Regions from separate parts of the Homo sapiens genome. Here region 1 is linked to region 2. Evidence: read pairs that join two places in POLR2A ChIA-PET (ENCODE). Cell type or tissue: PC-9. All regions are shown on one strand. Links, peaks and the distances in the headings refer to the core of each region. The heading gives the core; the rest is flanking DNA.

Region 1 (2,862 bases), core at 1-2,500, 390 kb after region 2:
GGTCAGGAGAATGGACCGCTTTCCAGAGCCCAGAAGCCACGTGCAGAGACCTAGCCTGTCCCCCAAAGCAGTGTCCAACACCTTGGGCCCGGCCTTGCATCTCCCGGCGCTGGGCCTTGGGGGGCGGTCCCTTGGCTCTGTCCACACCCCCAGAATCAGGTCCCCGCCCAGCTCCGAGGACGGCGGCGTCTCCATCCAGGCTAGTTCCCCATGCCCTCAGCCATGGGGGAATCTGTCCCGGGCCGCTGAGGGGCTCCCCTGCCCCTCCTGGGAGCTTACCTGGGACCCACCTCGGCGACGGAGACCGCAGCAGCTGGAGAGGAAGGGGTGAGGCGTGGGATCGCCAGGAGTAGGGAGGACATCGACGATGTGCCCGTAGCAGTCGCCCCTCCCTCCTCGCGCACGGGGTACTGAGGCGGAAGGTTTGAAGGTTACGGCTCAGGGCTGCCCCATTAAAGTCAGTGTTGTGTTCTATTTCCTGTGCCTGCCTTCTCTTTTTGCATCTGAGGGGAGCCAGTTTCTTCTTCACTTGTCCTCCATCTCCCCACCCCCGCCTTGAGTGAAAGAGCTTTCTGGACCCAGAGTGGATCTCATCTTGTGGGTGGCTGGGTCCTGTGCGGCCACAGCTTGGTAGGTTGATGATATCACCAGGGGTCAGGTTTTGCACAGGATGACAGCCTAACTTCTAACCCTGGCCTTAGATTGACCCCCAAACCCACCCTCACAGTGTTCTCCAACCTTGTCCAAACCCAACCCCAAACCAGACTTCAAATTGTTCCCAAATGTGGCCACACACTCACCCTCAACCCTACGTAAGGACTGACCCCTAACTCGGCCCTCTGTACGACTCCAACCCTGCCCACAGACAATCCCAACTTCCATGGATTGAGGCCAGGCTTTACTCCCAACCCTGGCCAACACACTACAGCCATGGCATGACCCTAACTTTAATGGTTTTCTGACTACCAGTAATGTGGAACATTTGTAAATCCTGAGATCCAGCTGGGCATGGTGGCTCAGGCCTGTAATCCCACCACTTTGGGAGGCCAAGGCAGGTGGGTCACTTGAGGCCAGGAGTTCAAGACCAGCCTGGCCAATGGTGAAAACCCATCTCTATTAAAAATACGAACAATTAGCCAGGCGTGGTGGCGGGCACCTGTAGTCCCAGCTACTTGGGAAGCTGAGGCAGGAGAATTGCTTGAAGCTGGGGGGCAGAGGTTGCAGTGAGCCAAGATCGCACCACTGCACTCCAGCCTAGGCAACAGAAGGACACTCTGTCTCAAAACAAAACAAACATCCTGAGATCTAACAATTCCATTCCTAGGCATATACCCAGCACATACCCAAGGGAAACCTAGGCTCTTGTGTTCTGTGTTCTGGGAGACATGTTACAACAACGTTCATAGCAACACTCTTTTTGTTTGGTTTTGTTTTTTTTAAAATGGAGTCTTGCTCTGTCGTCCAGGCTGGAGTGCAATTGCACGATCTCGGCTCACTGCAACCTCCACCTCCTGAGTTCAAGCGATTCTCCTGCCTGAGCCTCTCAAGTATGTGAGATTACAGGTGCATGCCACCACATCTGGCTAATTTTTTATATTTTTGGTAGAGACAGGTTTCACCATGTTGGCTAGGCTGGCCTCGAACTCCTGACCTCAAGTGATCCACCTGCCTTGGCCTCCAAAAGTGCTGGGATTACAGGCGTGAGCCACCATGCCTGGCCCACAGAAACACTCTTTGTAATAGCAAAAGAAATGAAAAGAACCTGTATACATTATCTCTTACTGTGTAGCAAATTATCACCAATGTAGCAGCTTAGAACAACAAATACTTATTATTATATCTCACATTTTCTGTGGGTCAAGAGTCCAGGCCAGGCTTGGCTGGGTCCTCCACTTCAATGTTTCCTACAAGGCTGCAAGCAAAGGGCCAATAGAACTGCAGTCTCATCTGAAGGCACAACTGAGGAAGGATCCAGGCTTCCAGGCTTACTTGGTTGCTGACTGAATTTACTTCCTAGTGGGCTGTCAAACTGAAAGCTTCAGTGTTTTACTCATTGTTGGCCAATAGCCACTCTCATTTCCTTGACACATAGCCATCTCCAGTATGGTAGCTTACTTCATCAAAGACAGGAAAGGAGAGAGTTGATAGAGTCTATTACCAACAAGGGAGTTACAGGCCTGGTGCTGTGGCAGAGGTGCACTTCTCAGAGACAGACTTAGCTATATCTGGATACCAGGAGCAGAAGCCTCAAAGAGGAAGAACCATCAGGACCTGGCCCAGCCTTTGCCATGTAGGAGGCCAATAGGTGAGGTCGTGATACCAGCCATCAAACCTGTCTTCTGGGCCCACAGTGCTACTGCTAAGGCAGAACTGTTAGCCTGCCCTGTCTCCTGGTCCTCGGGCCACTCCATCAGCCATTCCTACTATCTTTACATATAGCAGCCTACAGGTGAGGTTACATGGATAAAAGTTTCAGGGAATAGAACTCCGGGGGCCTATTGCAGACTATGGAGAGATCGTGGTGCTATAGCAAGGGTCAGTGTGTGTGAAGGGCTAACGGTTAGTTTGGGGCAAGTGGAGGGTCAGGTGGAGCCAGTGTTAAACTAAGACCAGGTGGAGTGCATGGATGGGGCTCAGAACAAGGTCAGGAGTAGTTGGCAATTTTTATTTCATTTATTATTGAATATTTTAAATATTACTGAATTGGACTAAATATAATCCTTGGTTCATGACACTCTCTCCCCATTTGTCCATAATCAACTCACTTATGAACACCTATAAATCCACCACCTGCCCCAAGAATGGAATTATTACAAATAACTTTCACCGGCCATGTGCTTCTTGCATCTCTCCCCCTTGCTT
Region 2 (2,899 bases), core at 207-2,706:
AGGACACTCAAGCAACCCTGGGGCAGCCCACAGGGCACGGAACTGAGCCCTCCCATCAACAGCCAAACCATCCTGCCAAGCATGTGAGCACACCATCTTGGAAGCAAATCCTCCTGCTCCCTTCAGATGACTGCAGCGCTGGCTGACACTGTGACTGCAACCTCACTAGAGACCCCGAGCCAGAACCACCCAACTAAACTGCTACCAAATTCCCAACCTACAGAAACTGTGAGCATAATAAATGCTGACTGCCATTTTAAGCTACCAGTTTTGGAGTCATTGGTTAGCCAACAATAGGTAACTAAGAGTCAGCATCTCTCTCTCCCCAGAGACTCCCCAGAGTGGAAGTCCCCAGGTAAACACTCCCCCAACCAACCCCTCTCAGGGCCTCAGACCCCGCTGTTCTGAAATGCAGAGCTAGGATGAAGTGGGCAGGGAGCCTGGCCCAGGCCCTACAGCTTATAAGGCCCAAGAGACAGGAACTTCTCCCAACCAGTACATTAGACTCACCTGGAGATTTTTACAAATAACCCCTACCTATACCAGGTCATCTAAATTAGACTCTCTGGGGTGGGGCCCAACCATGTATTTTTTTTTTTTTTTAGGGACCTACATGATGCCAATGTACAGCCAAGGCTCAGGTTCCAGTTGCAGCCTCCTGGCCAGCCCACAGCCACTGAGGTCTGACAGTGCCGGAGAGGAAGAGGCAGAGACAGCCACAAGGCCAGGCAGTGCCCAAGCTCCCTCCACCCTGGGCTTAGGCTTGGGTCTCCCTCCACCCCGCTGCTGCCCAGCTCCCAAAGCCCTCTGCTCTCCAGGCATACAAAGCACCTCAGGCCACACAGATGTCCTTGCCCAACCTTGCTCACACACCGACACACACAGCCGCATCCTCCCCGTCTTTCTCTCTGCATCTCAACACCCTCTGCAGGTCCAACCTCTGCGCTGGGACTGCTCCCTTGGAGGACAGGAGCCAGGAAGCAGGAATGGGGTCTAGCTCTGAGTGATCTTGGAAAGACCGTTTCCTCATCCGCAAAATGGGAATGACCATCACATCTGTTCTGCTCTCTGCTGGGTCCAAGCCTCCTCATCAGAAGTCCTTAGAGAGACCTATATTTGTATGTTTTGTCTCCCCCAAGATGCACCCTTGCCTGGCCCTGCATCAGCCCCTGGAGATTCCGCAGCAATGGATTCAAGAGACAGGGCCCCCTGCCCTGAGGCTCACAGCCAGTGAACTCAAAGGTACAGAAATAAGGATCATGAAGAATTCAAGAGACAATGGGAAGGAAGACCTAATGGAGGGTGGAAGAGGGGGTGGAAATTCCCAGGAGAGAGAAGTGAGCTCCACGCAGGGAAACTGCACGTGCAGAGGCTCAGAGGCACTGCTAACAGTATCATCTCTCAACGTGTGATTCCAACACTGTCCCTTTTCTCTCTCTCCGGGAACTCACCTGGACTGGCTTGGAATCCCCTGGTCCCACACTATGCACTCTCCTGAGCTTCCTCCCATGACTGTGGCAGCCGCCTCACCCCGCCCTGGGAGTTGGGAGTCGGGAGTGGGGAGTGGGGAAGCCTTCCAGCGTCAGGTGGGGAGAACACACCTCCCGCCTCCGCTCAGGGCCTGCCCCAGCCCCACCCGGGCCGCCCTGCGCTTCCTGGGCAAGTCAGCCATGCAGGTTGGCTCCCCGAGGCACCCTGGGGAAGGGCAGGAGGCACACCTGCCAGGAGGCACACGACCTGCCGCCCAAGGCACCAGGAAGGGGGCGGGGCAGGCACAGGCGCTGGAGACACACAGGCCCTGCCACCCGGTGGCTGCCGCCGTGAGTGGGAGTCTGGATGGGCACCGGGCAGGCGGGGGGCACGTTCCCGGCCTAGGGTGGGACCAGTGCTAAGGAGACTGGAGAAAAGCACAGACAGGGTTTGTGAGTGAGCCCTAAGGCAGGGACGGGAGTAGCAGGGGACAGATTTTTCGTTCATTCAAAAAGGTTTCTGGAGGGCTACCTGTGCCAGGCACTGTCCGAGGCACTGGGGATACTGCAACACCCAGACGCCTCCCCTTAAGGATCTGTCAGGTCAGGGAAAAGCAGGGCGGGGAGACAGGAAACTAACTGCTTGCACAGGGGCGTCAGGGAAGGCCTCCTGCCAAGGCAACTCTGCGGCAGAGGAGGTGCAGTGCTGTGTCAACCTCCTGGGGACTTGCTGAATGGCAGGATGTGGGGTGAGGGCAAGGGCCACATCAGCATGACCTGGGTGACCAGGCATGACACCGCTGGGACAAACCCAGACCAGTTCTAACTGTGTCAACTGGTCATCATCTTTGCCCTTCACAACAAGCTGATGGGGTCAGAAAAATGACAGAAGCCAAATACCTCAGTGCAGGACTGCAGAGGGGAGGTCAGCCCAGGGGTCTGATTATTAAGCCCAGTTCTCTCCTCCGGGCTATCAGCAGGGTTGGGAGAGCTTCTCCAAGCCGCCTGCCATCACAGGGCCAGGCACACCCCCAAACACAGCCCCCTGCATGAGGCATCACCTGCAGGCACGGCCCTGACGTGAGTCAGTGTCCCCAGCACCACCCAGCACAGAGATCCACCCATTCTGCAGCCTGGGCACTTGACACCTGGGAGGTGTGAGCTGGCAGCTGAGGGGGTGGCTTCCCGGTGGGGCTTCTCCCCTATCCCTGCCAGGAGCCGCAGCCTCACAATTCTGGGGTGAAGGAGAACAGCTCAGTCAGCACTTTCCGCTGACTCTTTCAAAACCACTTACAAGAACTGAGGCCTGTGAGCTCAGCCGGGCGCAGTTCCCCCTCAGCGGCCCCTCGTGACTCTGCACAAAGCCCAACTGTGCTTCAGCTCCAGCCCCGGGGAGGGGGTGGGGTCTCCGGCAAGCCCATCCTGCCTCC

Evidence for each region. Peaks named below come from ENCODE experiments on the same cell type or tissue, not always from the same donor. Only the 100,000 strongest peaks of a DNase experiment are listed, where the experiment ranks them.
Region 1: POLR2A ChIA-PET joins it to region 2 with 7 read pairs; 2 of 35 experiments call an interaction of 5 or more read pairs at or near these places.

What each region holds. Positions count from the first base shown.
Region 1 is chr20:3,775,116-3,777,977 of GRCh38, reverse strand. SPEF1 (sperm flagellar 1) reads left to right here. Exons shown (of 7, transcript NM_015417.5): 7 at 1-474. Among named protein-coding and RNA genes, the nearest start is that of SPEF1, 4.9 kb to the left of the region's middle. In PC-9, for the core only: no CTCF peak of the experiment used is centred there; no DNase peak of the experiment used is centred there.
Region 2 is chr20:4,160,905-4,163,803 of GRCh38, reverse strand. All of the region lies in intron 1 of SMOX (spermine oxidase), which reads right to left. LOC124904861 (a long non-coding RNA gene) reads left to right here. Exons shown (of 2, transcript XR_007067504.1): 2 at 606-2,899. Among named protein-coding and RNA genes, the nearest start is that of SMOX, 14 kb to the right of the region's middle. RefSeq lists an enhancer at 2,107-2,899. In PC-9, for the core only: no CTCF peak of the experiment used is centred there; DNase peaks (open chromatin) are centred at 1,703, 2,193 and 2,583; H3K4me3 peaks cover 1,492 bases; H3K27ac peaks cover 1,796 bases.